2 separate regions of the Homo sapiens genome follow, and region 2 is linked to region 1. The links are chromatin loops, found by intact Hi-C in ENCODE. Cell type or tissue: GM12878. All regions are shown on one strand. Links, peaks and the distances in the headings refer to the core of each region. The heading gives the core; the rest is flanking DNA.

Region 1 (9,077 bases), core at 550-8,549:
ATCTTGCCTATTAGATAATAAGGATTATTACAAAACCATAGTCAATTAGGAGAGGGAGTTTGTTGCAGTACTAGGCAGTACTAAGTAGATCAGTGTTTCAGAGAGGCTGGAGACATACCAGTCTTTTCAATAAATCTGAGAAAATTGGTCATCCATATGGAAAATATTGTATCCCTCACTTACATCATATAAAGAAATAATTCAAAGCCTACTAAAATGCCAGGCATGAAAATCAAATCCATTAAAACATTTAAAAGAATTATAAGAGCAAGATTTTATGACTATGGTAGAAAATGATTTTTCAAACAAGATTTCTTTAAAACAACAAATGATAAAAAAGGTGTATTTGACAACATAAAAAATTTTTAAAACTTTCATGAAACAAAAGACACCACAAACAAAGTGAAAATAAAAGCACAAACTGGTACAAAAGATTTGCAATACTTAAAGAAAGGCAAGCGTTGGCCAGGTGCGGTGGCTCACGCCTATAATCCCAGCACTTTGGGAGGCTGAGGTAGGGGGCTAATCCAAGGTCAGGAGCTTGAGACAAGCCTGGCCAACATGGTGAAACCCCATCTCTACAAAAAAAAAATATATATATATGTATATATATGCAAGGCCAGGCCTGGTGGTGGGTGCCTGTAATCCCAGCTACTTGGGAGGCTGAGGCAGGAGAATCACTTGAACCTGGGAGGCGGAGGTTGCAGTGAGCCGAGATTGCACCACTACACTCTAACCTGGGCAATAACAGAGTGAGATTCCATCTCAAAAAATATATATATATATGCAATACTTAAAGAGAGTGTCCAGAATCCACAAAGGGTGATACATAAATAAGAAAGAGATAAACTATCCAATATAAAGAGAGATGGGGGTACAAACCCACAGTTCACAGATAGGAAACAGAGTCAAGAAACATTTGACAAGATGCTCAATTTCACTAGTAATATGAAAAATAATAGTTAAATGGAATACTGAAATTAAACCACTTTGTATCCATCAGAGAAGCAAAAAATCCGAACTCTAATAACAATAAGCATTGACAAAGACATGGACAAACTTCATTTATTTCAAGAGGAAAGACCATGGTTACAACCACTCTGGAGAACAATTGGGTAAGATCTCATAAAGTTAAAGGTATACTCAGAAATTCCAAAACACTCAGAAATTCTACCTCTAGGCCTAGACCACGGAGAAATTCTTGCATATGTAGACCAGAAGATACATACAGCTCATAGCTCTGTTGTTTATGATGATGGCAAAGCATAACCATCCTAAAAATCCATCAACAATCAAATAGATAAATAGATTTTTTAATTAACACAGGGCAATTACTATGTTTCAGGAATGTTCTATTTTTTTTTGTTGTTTTGTTTTGTTTTTGTTTTTTTGTGTTTTTTTTTTTGAGACGGAGTCTCGCTCTGTCGCCCAGGCCGGACTGCGGACTGCAGTGGCGCAATCTCGGCTCACTGCAAGCTCCGCTTCCCGGGTTCACGCCATTCTCCTGCCTCAGCCTCCCGAGTAGCTGGGACTACAGGCGCCCGCCACCGCGCCCGGCTAATTTTTTGTATTTTTAGTAGAGACGGGGTTTCACCTTGTTAGCCAGGATGGTCTCGATCTCCTGACCTCATGATCCACCCGCCTCGGCCTCCCAAAGTGCTGGGATTACAGGCGTGAGCCACCGCGCCTGGCCAGGAATGTTCTATTGTAAGAACGTTAAAAATATTAAATTATTTGACTTTCAAAAGAACTCTATAAGATAGATAGGTTTTTATGAATTTTAATACTTCCACTATTTTTAGTGATTATTTTCCCCATTTTATAGATTAGGATATGAAGACACACAGAAATAAGCCCAAGGTCACTCAGCTGATTAGAAATAAAGTCATGCAGTGGAACACTACAGAACAAAGGAAAGGAATGAAATAAAATTATATGTAGCATTATGGATAAATATCAAACCGTGAGAAAAAGTAGGTTGTAGACTGATACAGTAACATACCATTACATTAGTCTGAAAGATGCAAATCAATACTGCATGAGTTTCCTAGGGCTGCCATCACAAATAAGCATGAACTGGGTAGCTGACAACAGAAATGTATCCTCTCACCCTTTTGGAGGCCGGAAGTTGGAATCCAAGGGACCATCAGGGCAGCACTCCTTCAAAGGCCCTAGGGGTTCCTGCCTGGCCCTTTCCAGCTTCCGGTGGCTCCAGGACGTCCTCGGCTTGTGGCCGTATCACTCCAGTCTCTGCCTCCATCTTCACATGGTCTTCTCTTTTCTGTCTTGTAAGGACACTTGTTGGATTTAGGGTCCACCGGATGGTGGAGGATCATGTCTTTTCTATATCCACCAAGACACTTCCCAAATAAGGGCACACTCACAGGTTGCAGAGGGTCAGGATGTGGACATACCCTTTGGGAGGACAAGCATTCAACCCTCTACAAATATTGGCGGTAATTTACAGGTATTTACCTAAGTAATGAAAAGCCATTTTAAAAAAATCTCATGGAAATAATAAACACTAAACCCTCCCCTGGGAAAGAAAGGAGAGAGAGAGTAACAGGAGAGGAAGGTATTACAGAGGGGGTAAGTGTCTCTGTAATTTGTTCTCATTTAAATCCTGGAGCAAATATGGCATTTTAAATCTACAGTTAATATAGCAACATGTTGAGCTTTGATAGGGCTGAGGGGCACACACACACCTGTTGGCCATGATTTTCTCTGAAATTTTCTTTTTCTTTTTTTTTTTTTTTTTTTTTTTGTGACAGAGTCTCGCTCTGTTGCCCAGGCTGAAGTGCAGTGGTGTGATCTCGGTTCACTGCAGCCTCCATCTCCCGGCTTCAAGTGATTCTCTTTCCTCAGCCTCCGAGTAGCTGGGATTACAGGTGCCTGACACCGTGTCTGGCTAACTTTTGTATTTTTAGTAGAGACAGGGTTTCACCATGTTAGCCAGGCTAGTCTCGAACTCCTGACCTCAGGTGATCCACCCACCTTGACCTCTCAAAGTGCTGGGATTACAGGTGTGAGCCACTGTGCCTGGCTGATTTTCTCTGTAACTTTTTATAATTAAGAAATATTTCATAATGAAACAATGCAAAGATGTCCTCTGCCTTAACTCTATCATGGTATTTGGAAGAGTTACTTTTGACAGGTCCTTGTTGAACCTTGTCTGCAAGCTGTTATTAAACATCTATGGTATTATCCACTACTTCTCTCAGTCCTATTTGAATCGGCTCCAAGTCAGAGTTCCTCCGTGCTTTCCTAACTCACCTCTTAACATATACAGCCTTTCCTCTCCACCATTTAGTTTGCTTTAGATGTTTTTTTTTCTTATTAAGAACACCACTGCTCCAATAATGATGAACTGATTTCCAAATGTCAAAGACTAATCCAACACAGAAATATCAAAGCAAAGACTGCAGATAAGCAACATGGCTTCCTCGTGATGTTTGCTGTGCTTCTAGAAAACAACTTTTCTCATGAGTCTTTTAAATCATGTTTTATCTTTACAATAATGAGTACTCTTGCCTTCTTTGAGAACATCCTCACCTCTCCCAGAGAAGTAGCATCAGCAAATTGATGGGCTGAGACTTATTTCTCCTGGGGTGACCTGCCAATAGCAGAATCATTAGCACAGTCCCCTCTAAAGCACTACTTTTTTTCAATATTCTTTTAAAATTCTCCAGCCAAAAATGATGGGAATCATGATTATTCCTGGCCACTGCCATCTCTAAAGTGGAGTTACTCTTCTTTCTATACCCAGCCATATAAAATTAAGACAATCCACTGAAATATAATTACTCATGTTTTGAAAAATAAACAGCTAAAGTAAAGCTACAGCAGTTTTAGTAATGTGCTGTTTTATTTTAGGTGATGGGAAAACCAAAAGTTATACAACTATTTATGAGGTTCAATGATGAAAGTAACACATTATTTAAAAAATTAATCTGAGTAATCATGATAGTATGGAATTTAAAATTAGAGGCAGGGTGAGGTGGCTCACGCTTGTTATCCCAGCACTTCGGGAGGCCGAGGTGGGCAGATCACTTGAGGTCAGGAGTTTGAGACCAGCCTGGCCAACATGGCCAAACCATGTCTTTACTAAAAATATAAAAATTAGCTGTGCATGGTGGCACTCACCTGTAATCTCAGCTACTCGGGAGGCTAAGGCAGGAGAATCATTTGAACTCTGGCAGTGGAGGTTGCAGTGAGCTGAGATCACGCCACTGCACTCCAGCCTGGGTGACAGAGCAAGATTCTGTCTCAAAAAAAAAAAAAAAAAGAAAGAAAGAAAAAGAAAAGAAACGAATTTAGAATTTAGAATCAGAAGACTTTAATTCCTGGTTCTTCCAGTGATCAGCTGTGTGACATTGGACAAGTTAGTTCCGTAAACCTCAATGTGCAACGTTGGGCTAATGAAGTAGCTACCTGATAAGATTGAAATAGATATTAAAAAATAATAAATAGGCATTCCATATATCATAGCTCAGGCTGCCATACAAAATATCATAGACAGGGTGACTTAAACAACAAAAATGTATTTCTCACAGTTCTGTAAGCTGGAAGTCCAAGATCAAGGTGGCCACAAGGTGGTTTCATTCCGAGACCAATTCTCTTGGCCAGCAGATGGCAGCCTTCTCGCTGTGGGCTCACATGGCCTCTTATATGCCTGTGGGGAAAGAGAGAGGGCTCTCCAGTGTCTCTTGGTGTAAGGATACTGTATCTATCCAGAGCCCCACCCTTCTGACCTCATTTAACCTTATTTACCTCCTTATAGGCCCTATCTTCAATTATAGTCACAGTTGGGGGTTAAGACTTCAACATATCAATTTGGGGGAGACACAGTTCAGTCTGTAATACCTAGGTAATATTAGTATCAGATATTTTAAGGCAGCCACAGGACTGGGCGCAGTGGCCTGTAATCCCAGCACTTTGGGAGGCCGAGGCGGGCAGATCACCTGAGGTAGGGAGCTCAAGACCAGCCTGACCAACACGGAGAAACCCCGTCTCTACTAAAAATACAAAATTAGCCAGGCGTGGTGGCGCATGCCTGTAATCTCAGCTACTAGGGAGGCAGAGGCAGGAGAATCGCTTGAACCCGGGAGGTAGAGGTTGTGGTGAGCTGAGATTGTGCCATTGCACTCCAGCCTGGACAACAAGAGCAAAACTCCATTTCAAAAAAAAAAAAAAAAAGGCAGCCACAGTACTTCTTCCATGCGTGTTTGTTGTTTTTTATTGGCCTGACAGAAAAACCCATGAGAAATAAAAATGAAATGCTAAGCTCCTCAACTCACTGAATGGACCCCCTCTTGGTCCAGGGGACCCCAGAGTAACCTTGGAAACTGAGTTCTTGACCATGATGGAATGGGGTCAGACACACCTCAATGTGCCCTTCCCCTGCTGGCCACCATTAAGCTTTCTTCCCTAAGAGCAAAACAGAAACCAGTCTTTCAAATGATTCCACCGCTATTGACCAACCTGACACTGCCCACCCCTCCTTTTTGCCTGATAAGAGACCACGGACCATGGAGTCTACAAGGAATGTGCAGTTGGAATTTTTGTGTCCTCTGGTTCACCTTTTGAAGTCAGAAGGCCAAACACTCCACTCTCCGATCATGCTAACATGGCCATTTTCTGAACATGGATCCCTTGGAGAAGCAGGAAGCTTTATTGCTCATGCACATGTTTCCTCTTTCACAAAGATTCATGACTTCTCCTGTAGCTTATTAAACACATATATTCAGCCACTTCGTTCAGCATATATTCCTGTTCCTGTTGCCCCTCCCTCAAAATGTCTGTTTCTGGCTTCCCACCCTGTCAGATGGCCACCCTGCAGGCTGCAACCCTTTCCAAATTTATAAGCCTTGTCATTCTTCAGTTGACAACCATAATCCCTATGGCATAACTTGCACTGCATGAAAATTATATTGATAGGTGTAACCAAAATAAATAACTTTATTAAGTTATGTAATTAGAGGTATGTGGAATTTTTCACTCTGCTTTCTCATGAAACAAAGCATAATCATTTCAACGCTCCTACAAAATAGTTACAATCACCACTGTCATGTCTTAATGTTTTACAGTTGGAATAGTAAAAACTATGTCCCTGTAATATACTAAAAAGTTTTAAGTGCTTACCTAAGAATATCCTTTAATGAAAGATGTTTGTTCAGGTTTCTGCCTCAGCCTCTGAGTAGCTGGGATTAGAGGCACCCGCCACCACGCCCGCCTAATTTTTGTATTTTTAGTAGAGACGAGGTTTCACCATGTTGGCCATGCTAATCTCAAACTCCTGACCTCAGGTGATCTGCCTACCTCGGCCTCCCAAAGTGCTGGGATTACAGGTATGAGCCACTGTACCTGGCCCATTGTACCATTTTCTTACTATGAAGATGTTTATTTTTATTTGAACTTCCTGGGCAATAAAAATAATGTTACAGTTTTAAACACTGCTATATATATTTATATATTATACTTTTTGAAAAGGCAATGAATGACAGATCACATCAGTTTATACTTTTACCATATGAGCTGCCATTTCCTGATACCCTCACAAATACTGGTCATTATTGTTCCTTTTTACTCTCTGCCAAATTGGCAAGTGGAAAATTACTTAACATTGCCTTTCTTTGGTTTCTATTGAGTTCAACTTTTTTTTTTTTTTTTTTTTTTTAAGACGGAGTCTTGCTCTGTTGCCAGACTGCAGTGCAGTGGCACGATCTCGGCTCACTGCAACCTCCACCTCCCGGGTTCAAGCAATTCTCCTGCCTCAACTTCCCAAGTAGCCGGGTCTACAGGCACCCGCCACCAAGTCTGGCTAATTTTTGTATTTTTAGTAGAGACAGGGTTTCACCATGTTGGCCAAGATGGTCTTGATCTCTTGTCCTCATGATCTGCCTGCCTTGGCCTCCCAGAGTGCTGGGATAACAGGCGTAAACCACCGTGCCTGACCTGAGTTCAACTTTTTTCACACTTCTTGTTGTCCACCCAAGGTTTCATTTGTACAATACATATCTCTGATTAGTAGGGTTTTGTTAAGTACATGATGATATCTGCAATCTTGGGAAAGGGACTTTATGGGAGGTAACTTCACTATTCCTAAAACCTCCCAACTTGATTCTTCTTATTCTCAAAATATTATTAAATCCCACACTGACCCTGCACTGCGGCATCCTGAGAAAACTCCACCTGCACCCTCTGGGTGTGACACAATTCCTACATTCCATTGTCAGGCAGATAGTGAAGATTACTTAGTACTAGGTGGGGGGATGTTTTGTAGGAATTCCTGGGCTTCAGTTTAATCCAATGTTGAATGCCAGACCCTCCAAGGTGACACTTCCTCTTTCATCATGTGGACTTTTCATCCTTAAATCTTCTTCTAGCGTGTTGCTGTGTAATCCTCCTTGACTGAATAAACAGTTAGGACTGTATTTCTCAACTCAGGGAGAATTCCTATTGCCTCATGTCTGGATTTGTCAGAAGTCTCACCCAGCCTATTATAATCAATCTTTATTTTAGAAGCTGTTCTTTTTTCTTTTTTTCCCCCACAGGCTTAATTCACTTTATTTTTTGTGTATAAAACCCTGTGTTGTAGCCACAGCTGGAGCCTGGGTCCTCTGCACGGAGACTCTGGGTCGGCCTTGACCAGGTGTGGTCAGTGAATTCCTGATAGGAAGACTTGGTGAATACAGGCTCCTTCCAAAGGTCGGGGGGTCAGGTAGCTGTAGGTCTTAGAGCTGTAAGGTCAAAGATGGCCTTGGCGCAGTTGCCCAGGGTGGCAGTGCAGCCCCTGGCTGAGGTGTAGCAGACATCCATACCAGCCATCATGAGCAGCTTCTTGGGCACAGGCGCCGAGACGGTGCCAGTGCCCCTGGGCGTGGGGATGAAGCCGACCAGCACAGAGCCGCAGTGGCCTGTCACCTTGCAAGGGACGGTGTGGGGCTTGCCGATCTTGTTCCCCCAGTAGCCTCTGCGCACGGGGACAATGGAGAGCTTGGCCAGGATAATGGCCCCGCGGATGGCAGTGGCCACCTCTTTGGAGCACTTAACACGCAGACCGACGTGGCAATTATAGTCCCCGATGGCAACAAATGCCTTGAACCTGGTGCGCTGGCCGGCGCGGGTCTGCTTCTGCACCGGCATAATCTTCAAAACCTCGTCCTTGAGAGAGGCCCCCAGGAAAAAGCCAATGATCTCAGATTCCTTGATGGGCAGGGAGAAGAGATAGGTCTCCTCCAGGGACTTGATCTTCATGTCCTTGACCAGGAGGCCCAGCTTGGTAATGGGTGTCCACCCCTTATCCTTGGCCTTGACTCCGCGAGCTCCGCAGCCTCGGCCCTGGCCCGGTCCACGGCCAGATCCACGGCCGCGACCCCGGCCCGCATGCCACTGCGGAAACCTCAGCGGAAACCACCGCAGTTCCCCATCCCAGGGTCCCCCGGGGCTTCCGGCCCCCGCTGCACCGGCGTTATCCGCCATTTGGTGTTTTCTCAGAGAAGACGTAGAAGCTGTTCTTGTTCGTCATCACTACGTAACATCCTTTGTTTTAGAAGCTTTTCTATGTTCCTCATCGCTACGTAACTTCCTTTGTTTTAGAAGCTCTTCTATGTTCCTCATCACTAGGTAACTTCCTTTGTTTTAGAAGCTCTGCTATGTTCCTCATCACTATGTAACTTGTTTGTTTTAGAAGCTGTTCTAGGTTCGTCATCACGACGTAACATCCTTCGTTTCCTGTTCTTAATGGCTTTCAGAGAAAACCCGAAGTCAGAAGCACGCCGGCATCCACTTGCGGCCGCCCTGCCTGAATATGACATGGATGGGTGTGACCAACGTAGAGTCTTCAGGAGGCTCGGTTTGGTAACTTAGGCATAGTTAATACATCCACATCATTTTTCTAAATTCTATGTTCTTTCGTCTCTTTCTTCACATTTATTCATCTAAAAATGGAGGGAGAGGTTCAAAATTTTTTTAAAAAACACACAAGAATAGTGAGCCTTCTTCATTTGGAATTCATCCCAGTGTTAAATGAAAGAATATTGTGCAAATTTCCAGGAAAATGTCAATGATGACTGGCT
Region 2 (9,077 bases), core at 793-8,792, 77 kb after region 1:
ATCTTCCTAAAAGGGTTCCCATGAAGATCAACTGAAATAGCAATGCCTGTAACACACTTAGTCCAGTGTCTGGAAAAATCATTCAATAAATATTTGTTCCAGCCTAGCCAACATGGTGAAACTCCGTCTCTACTAAAAATACAAAAATTAGCCGGGCATGGTGGCACATGCCACCTATCTCAGCTACTCAGGAGGCTGAGGCAGGAGAATTGCTTGAACCCAGGAGGTGGAGGTTGCAGTGAGCCGAGATAGCGCCACTGTACTCCAGCCTGGGTGACAGGGTGAGACTCCATCTCAAAAACAAACAAACAAACAAAAAACAACAAAAAAAAATTGTTGCTATTGTTGTAACAATTCATAGAAAATGTGTTCCAAATACTTGAAATGCAGCCATTAGTTACTGAATACCCCCACATGACTCTAAATGTATATAGCTGAGAACTGAGGTAGAACCTTCCTCATTTATCAAATGCAAAAACTGAGAATAGAAGACAACATACCAATACAGGTAACACTATGGCAAAAGAAAATCCAAATTCCTGCCTGGTGCAGTGGCTCAGGCCTGTAATCCCAGCACTTTGGGAGGCCAAGGTGGGTGGGTCACCTGAGGTCAGGAGTTCGAGACCAGCCTGGACAACATGGTGAAATCCTGTCTCTACTAAAAATATAAAAAAATTAGCCGGGCGTGGTAGTGGACACCTGTAATCCCAGCTACTCGGGAGGCTGAGGCAGGAGAATTGCTTGAACCTAGGAGGCAGAGGTTGCAGTGAGCCGACACAGTGCCACCACGCTCCAGCTTGGGCGACAGAGTGAGACTCTGTCTCAAAAAAAAAAAAAAAAAGAAAATCCAAATTCCCTTGTATCAATTGTCTAGACAAGCTAAAAGTGACAATTCATAGGAACATTAATTCTCAGAGCCAAAAGAGAACACACTGACTAACCCCAGTGTGTAACTGACACAACTATTAAGGCCCAGAAAGTCAACAGAGGCCGAACATCAGGCCAAATATTTATTTACTGACCTAGTTATTTAAAACAGATCTCATAGCCTCTTCATAAAAGCAATAATAATAGCAAGCATGTATATACATTGAGAAACAAAAATAAAATCCTAAGTCCCTCGACTGACTGAACAGACCCCCTCTTGGACAATGGGACTCCAGAAAAAATTTAAAAACTGAGTTCCCAGCTATGACTGGGTAGGAGGTAGGACATGCCTAGTTATATCCAGTTCCTCAGTAACTACCATTATACTTTCTTTCCTAAGGGTTCAACAGAAACCAGCCCTTTCTAAAGACTTGCTGAACTCTGGCACAGCAACTGACCAGCATTCTTTCCTGATCAGAGACCAGTGAGCGCACTAAATGCCTTCCTGTACCTGCTTCACCTTTGGACACATAGGGCCTAATCATAATACATTTAAGTGTTAAGTCTCCATCCCAAAATCAACATGGGATGCAGGTAACATGCTTATTTGCTTACTACACGTGTGTACCCCCTTCATGAATATTCATATCTTCCCCAGTAACCTGTTGAATATGCACACGTGGTCAGCCCATTCAGCATAAAGTCCTGTCTCATCCTTCCCTTCTTTGAAGTGCTTGCTTTTGGCTTCTGTGGGAGACTTCGCTTCCCAGATGGTCAGCCTGCAACTTACAACATCCGGGCGCAGTGGGTCACACCTGTAATCCCAGCACTTTGGGAGGCCAAGGCAGGTGGATCACCAGAGGTCAGGAGTTCAAGACCAGCCTGGCAAACATGGTGAAACCCCGTCTCTACTAAAACACAAAAATTAGCCAGGTATGGTGGCACACGCTTGTAATCCCGGCTACTCAGAGGCTGAGGCAGGAGAATCGCTTGAACCCAGGAGGCGGAGGTGGCAGTGAGCTGAGATTACACCACTGCACCCCAGCCTGGGTGACAGAGTGAGACTCCGTCTCAAAAAAAAAAAAAAAAAAAAAAAGAATAAAGCTCTCCTTTCCAAATTTATAAATCTCATGATTCTTCAGTTGACAACATATACATTATATATATATGTGTGTGTTTGTGTATATGTGTGTGTGTGTATATATATATATATATATACACACACACCTATATGTTAGGTTAGTGCACAATTGCAGTTTTTGCTACTTAAAAGTAATTGCAATTTTTGCCATTAAAAGTTGTATGTATTTTCCAGGCACTGTTCTAAGTACTTTCCACATAGTGATTCTCTTTTCCATGTATTTACTTATTCCATATATTGGCTTGATATATGAATTTCCATATATGGACTCCATATATTGACTCATAGTATTGATGACAGCTCTTACAGAGGACAGCACCATGCAATGAACAGTCAAGAGTAGCAACATGACAGGATTGGGATGCAAACCCTGGCCATGTGTACAGTGTCTGTGTTCTGCTATTACATTCCATGTTCAGCATGGCCCAATATGGGAGCCACTAGTCACATGTGCCCATATTTAAAATTTGAATTAGCTTAATTAAAATTAAATAAAATTACAAACTCACTTCTTCAGTTGCACTAGCCACAGTTCAAGAGATCAATAGCCACATGAGGCCTGTGGCTTCTATTGTACAGAACAGATATAGAACACTTCCATCATCACAGAGAGTCCTATTGGACGGCAGTGGCATAGACAAAGCCTTGTTGTCTGTGCTCCTAACCATGACACTTTACTGCCTCGTGGACTCTAGCAGTGTACCTACTTTGCCTGTCTATTGTCATAGTTTCCCTTGAATTCAAAACAAATTCAAAAAATTTTTCATTCTTCTATTGAACAAGTAGTTTACTTAAGGCCTACATTTTACCCCCCTATTCAATACAACATACCAAAGGTGGCAGACAGGAAACACGTTCCCTGCCATTAAAAATTGAGAATCTACTTGAATAATGTGAGTGAATTCTCTGGTGCCTGCCACAATGGGGTGATGCTCTATTCCAGTGGAACAAATCCACGAGATCGTAGAAAGACATGATTATTACAGGCAAATTTAACTACTAAAAAATTACTTTCCAAATATTCTCTTGCACTCTTATGGCTTACGACTTTACATTTCTCCCGCAGAATCACTGACCCACATCATGGCTCAATCTATTTCATCTGACCAGAGCCTGTGTAAGTAATCTGTGACTCACCTGAAGCACTGTATTGTTTGCTATATTACAGGACCTTTTCACTAGATGTGAAATGAAATCATGGAACCCAAATACCTCCTACATACTTCCTGGCTCTGATGCTCTGTAACAGTGACCCCTCTGGGACAATGATTTTATATCAGAGTACGCCCAAAGTTAAACTCAGGTAGGAGACAAGAGAGAGCGACCACAGGCACAGGTGTGAGGCAGAGGGCAGAAAACTGAGTGTGGACAAGCCAGACCTTGCGTGCAGTCCAGTTGCACCATGTTTGTGGTCTTCTACACCTAGCCAAAGCCAATAAACCCCCAGAAGTAAAAGGAAATCTTGATGACCATCAATTTCTTTCCATCAGCATTTTTTCTTTCTACTCCTCTTCTTTACATCTTCCATTCTTCTACTTTGTTTCTTCTTTTTTTCTAACTTCATCATCATTTTAGACCTGAACGTGGTACCATGGTCTTTTCAGCATTCAAGCTTTTCATGATCTATTGAGAATTAGGGAAAGTATTCTTCCTTTAAAATTCCTTTCCTGCCTCCTTCTCCACTTCCTTTTCCTATCTTATTAAGAGTAGCTACCATAATGGGAATGGGGAACTTATATGCTGCAGCTTTATGTACTGTGTTTTATTCTTATCATCTCATTCAATCTTAGAACACCTCAGCTGGTAGGATTATAAGACACTAGCCAGTAATAATGTGAAAATATATTAACACTCAAGAAAAAAACGAAAAAAACAAGCAAAGATTTTTCATTTATTTATTTTTTTGAGACGGAGTCTTGCTCTGTCACCCAGGCTGGAGTGCAGTGGCACGATCTCTGCTCACTGCAACCTCTGCCTCCCAGGTTCAGGTGATTCTCTGGCTTTAGCCTCCCAAGTAGGTAGGATTACAGGTGCGCTCTACCACACCCAGCTAATTTTTGTATTTTAAGTAGAGATGGGGTTTCACCATGTTGGCCAGGATGGTTTCCAACTCCTGACCTTAAGTGATCTGCCCACCTCGGCCTCCCAAAGTGCTGGGATTACAAGACTGAGTCACCACGCCTAGCCAAGCAAAAATATTCTGATGACTAATCTCGTAAATAGTTTCTGATGCAGCAGGCGTAGTCATTCAACTTTACTTTTCTTTTCTTTTCTTTTTTTTTTTTTTTGAGACAGAGTCTTTGTCCCCCAGGCTGGAGTGCAGTGGCACAATCTCAGCTCACTGCAACCTCTGCCTCCCGGGCTCAAGCAATTCTCCTGCCTCAGCCTCCCAAGTAGCTGGGATTACAGGCATGCACCACCACGCCCAGCTAATTTTTGTATCTTTAATAGAGATGGGGTTTCACCATGTTGGCTAGGCTGGTCCCAAACTCCTGACCTCAAGTAATCCGCCCACCTCGGCCTCCCAAAGTGCTGAGATTACAAGCATGTGCCACCGCGCCTGGCCAAGCAAAGCTATTTTGATGACTAATCTCTTAAATAGTTTCTGATGCAGCAGGCATATTCATTCAACTTTAACTTGCCTCATTTCACCTACAGGATTGACTTTCATCTGTGAATGAAGATGACTTCCACTGAATCTTTAAAAAAATCATATTATAAACACTGATTGTTGTAGCTCTGTTAAGCTTAAACTTCCTACATTTCTCCTTACAAGTTTAATAATGTATTTTTTAAAGGTGTGGGTAAATACAGGCTCCATAATAATATCTACAAATGAACCTTTAGCATATCCATTCTTCAAATGCCTACAGCCCTTGGATGCTAACAGCCTCAGATAGAATCTGAGTCCCGCCTATGTTTGCCAAACAATCCTGGCTTATAGGGTAATTGAGAAATCTCCGGAACTATTTTCATTATTCCCTCAGACTAGATCTGTCCTCATGTAAGTATTAAGGCTATAAACAGTTTAATTTTATTTTTTTCTTATTAGCTTAATCAAATGTGCCATGTGAAAATTATTCTTGTGGGATGAACAGATATTTGATAAAGCACATATAGTAATTTTTAATTGTAGATCTTGGTGATGGGCATATGAATATTCACTGTATAGTTCTTTCAACTTTTTAAATTTGAACGTTTTTAAAGTAAAATGTTTAAAATCTCCTTTGTAAAATATTTATCATATATTCTACAGATATTTATTAACTCCTGCTGTATACCAGGCACTGGTATATGATGGGAAAGGAGCTTACAGTTTAAGGCAACAATCCTGCAGAACTGGCTTATGTTGAACTTGGAACCCAAAGCTGAGGAACAAATATTCTTTGTCTTTTTTTTTTTGAGACGGAGCTTTGCTCTTGTTGCCCAGACTGGAGTACAATGGCGTGATCTTGGCTCACTGCAATCTCTGCCTCCCGAGTTCAAGTGATTCTCCTGCCTCAGCCTCCCAAGTAGCTGGGATTACAGGCATGAACCACCACGCCCAGCTAATTTTGTATTTTTAGTAGAGACAGAGTTTCTCCATGTTGGTCATGCTGGTCTCAAACTCCCAACCTCAGGTGATCCTCCCACCTCAGCCTCCCAAAGTGCTGGGATTACAGGCGTAAGCCACCATGCCTTGCCCATATATTCTTTTAGTTGAAACAGGAAAACCCCTCTGAGCCTACCCAGCCTACAGGGGTGAGGGTCCCCAGTTATGTGCCTGTTGATAGTGAGCCAATCGAAGACTTTGAACAAATGATTGAAAAGCCAATCAGAAAGCTCCATTACCCACTCCCATATCCTCCACATCACTTCCAAAAGTCCTACCCGAAGAGGGCATACCACCCAATAGAACACTGACCAACCAAATATTGGCCTAAGGCTTCCTCATTTTATTCTGCAAAACCCACTGTCCTTTCAAATCTCTTTGAGTCTCTACCAGTTTCCTTCCTTGCAATTGCAGCTCACTCCTTTGCTACAGTAAGCTCTGAATAAGTAGCCATTGATGAACTCAACAGGCATCTTCATCCTTTTGATATTCCTCAACTATAGTCATCTACATGTTTAATTGAAATCAGTTGTGACAACTCTTCAAAAACAAATACGGTGCCTACATTTCTTTTCTCTATAATTCCATACTCCTTTGTACTGCAGTCTGCTTCTAACAGGGAAGGGGATCAAGTTACAGGTAGCTTGCCTAGAATGGCATATAACCCACTGTGCCTCCTTGTTCGAGAAGGTCATCTATACTGTGATTTTCCAGGCGAAAAATGTTGAGGACCACTGAGTATTCAACTTGACGCATCTATGGGTTGGTGCCTATATTTTGAACAAAATAGAATCAATTGCTCTGCGATAAACTGAGTTTCTCCTGGAATCTAGTTAGTGAGATCAACAGATGAAACTAGAGAGCTGGATTTTACACCACTTGTCTCTTAACAAGGACAGCAAATACATGAATTGTGCTTAATATATGCCACTGATACTTAACAGAAATAACTCACATATTCACAACAGCCCCAGGCAAAGCAGGCAACATTATCCTCATTTTACAGATAAGAAAACAGAGGCACAAAAGTGAACTTCCCCCAAGGTCACAAAGGCAAGTGACAGAACCAGGTTACAAACTCAGACAGTCAGCTTCCAAAATCTATGCTCTTATCCAATATGCTACACTTCCTCTACTTAGGGTTTTATATTATTTAAGGCATTTATTTCTATGAATGTCAGGGGAAAAAACATTAGCATAAAAAAATTACCAACTACTCTCTCCTCAATGGGACTATTCTGTAGCTTAAAAAAAATAAGATACCCTACATAAGCAATGACAAGGTAACCATTTATGAATGCCTGACTGGTAGCCTGGCTGTGGGGCTTCATCTTTTATTAATATGGAAGGGGAACACTGCTTTCCTTTGTATGGCCTTATAAAGATTTACTTAAAAAGAAAACTGCTTCATATACTAATATCGGAATAAGATTTGGTAAAGTTCAATCATAACTCTTGGGACACAGACTTCTCCACATGATTGGCACAGAAGGAAAAGTGCCAATTCTGCTTTTTTGCTAATGTATTTGGTCAATTCCTGAGATAGTCATTGTGCTCTGTTTCACGAGGAGCAAAGTTTTTATGCTTTATAGCAGATCAAAGACTCTGCCCTTTTCCTCTAACTTTCCTGCTCAGCCAATTATTTTCCACTTTCTGTCATTTAGTGGTAAGCACACGCTGAGCAAGAACTTCCATATAGAAGCAGGCCTAGCTGCACTAAATATACTGGATGTACTGGCTTCTCTACCTACATCTTAAGGGGTAGAAAAGTTAACCACCTGTGTTCATATGGCTAGTTGTCATAATAAATGTAAAGAGAATGTCCCTCCCCATTTCTATTCTGGAAAATGGCAATTTATTTTATACCTAGCTCAACATCATTAAAACAGAGGCAATCATTTTATTAGGAACCTTGAAATAGTTGTCTTAAGCCCTTATCAGCACATGTGATAGGCCTGGACAGCTTACGGAATTAGGGCAACTAAGGAAAACTGAAGGTGTCTAACTGCTACTTAAAATACATGTTAATGTTTCTCATAATGCAGGTCTGAGGATAAATAAGTTTTCTCACCTTTTGTTTAACTATTTTACCCTCTTTTGGAAAGTTATTTTTAATGGAAATAGAATTCTGGGTTGACTTTTTCTCTTTAAGCTCATTAAAGATAGTCCGTTGTCAGCTGGGCACGGTGGCTCACGCCTGTAACCCCAGGACTTTGGGAGGCTGAGGTGGGAGGATCACCTGAAGTCAGGAGTTTGAGACCAGCCTGGCCAACATGGCAAAACCCTGTCTCTACTAAAAATACAAAAATTAGCCAGGCCTGGTGGCGCCCACCTGTAATTCCAGCTACTCGGGAGGCCGAGGCTGGAGAAGCTCTTAAACTGGGGAGGTGGAGGTTGCAGTGAGCCGATGTTGTGCCATTGCATTCCAGCCTGGACGACAAGAGTGAGACTCCATCACAAAAAAAAAAAAAAAAAAAAAAAAAAGTCCATTGTCTTTTGGACTCTATTGTTTCTGATGAGAAGTTAGCTGTCATTGTATTGTTGTTCCTCTGGAAATTATGTGTCATCCTCTCATTCCCAGAAGCTTATAAGGTTTTTCTCTTTAAATAGTCTGATTATGATGTCCCTAGGTATAGTTCTCTGCATTTATCCTGCTTGGGGTTTGTTGGCTGTCTGGGATTTGTAAATTATTATTTCACCAATTTTAGGTAATTTTTTATCTTTTTTCAAATATTTTATCCTTTTCTTGCTCTCCTCTTCCTGTAGGACTCCTATTTGAGTTTTGTTAGACTGTTTGATAACTTCCTAAGTATTACTGAGGCTCCTAATTTTTTCCAACCATTTCTTCTGTAGGTCTTCAGAATATAATTTCTATTGATCTACCTTCAAGTTGACCAACTCTGACAGTTTCAGTCTCCAATTTGCTGTTAAACCTATGCAATCAAGTTTTAAATTTCAGATAGAGTATTTTTTGGTTGTAGAGTTTCCACTTGATTCTTTTTGGGAGTTTCCATTTCTCAGCTGAGATTTCCCATCTGGGCACACTTCTATTGTCTTCTTTTTTCCTACAGTCTGGCCTGGGGTCCCTTGTTCCAGCTTTTTAGCATTACTGATAATTTTTTACTAGATGCTGAACATTGTGGATGAAAAATTTTAGAAGCTCTGAACTATTATTACCTTCCTTCAAAGAGGGTTAAGTTTTCTTGTTGAAGGAAGGCTAGGTAACGGATTCCTTTGAAACTTGGTTGTAGGCATTGTTAAGTCTGGCCTATTTAAGTTTTCCTTACTCTTCTGGCACAGCCACCCTGAGGTCTTGATTTAAAGCTTAAGTGCTTACCAACCCCACTCTACTTGAACTCCAGCAACTGTCTCCCCAGCATTTCATAGCTGCTAATGTCTCTGTTTGGCTCTTCAGCCTCCCTGCTGTTGTTTTCTTCTAAGATTCTTTTTTTAGGCTTTTTTTCTTTCTAAGGTTCT

The links. A loop is a pair of places that touch in the nucleus more often than their neighbours do. Peaks named below come from ENCODE experiments on the same cell type or tissue, not always from the same donor. Only the 100,000 strongest peaks of a DNase experiment are listed, where the experiment ranks them.
Region 2: it touches region 1 in a loop (2.0-fold over the local background); 9 of 110 quality-filtered maps call a loop at or near these places.

Annotation. Positions count from the first base shown.
Region 1 is chr18:70,429,635-70,438,711 of GRCh38, reverse strand. It overlaps the pseudogene RPS2P6. Among named protein-coding and RNA genes, the nearest start is that of LINC01910, 50 kb to the right of the region's middle. RefSeq lists an enhancer at 8,252-8,421. In GM12878, for the core only: a CTCF peak has its summit at 4,623 (motif pointing right); a DNase peak (open chromatin) is centred at 4,642.
Region 2 is chr18:70,353,343-70,362,419 of GRCh38, reverse strand. No RefSeq gene overlaps it. Among named protein-coding and RNA genes, the nearest start is that of LIVAR, 20 kb to the right of the region's middle. RefSeq lists an enhancer at 3,898-5,097. In GM12878, for the core only: no CTCF peak of the experiment used is centred there; a DNase peak (open chromatin) is centred at 4,199.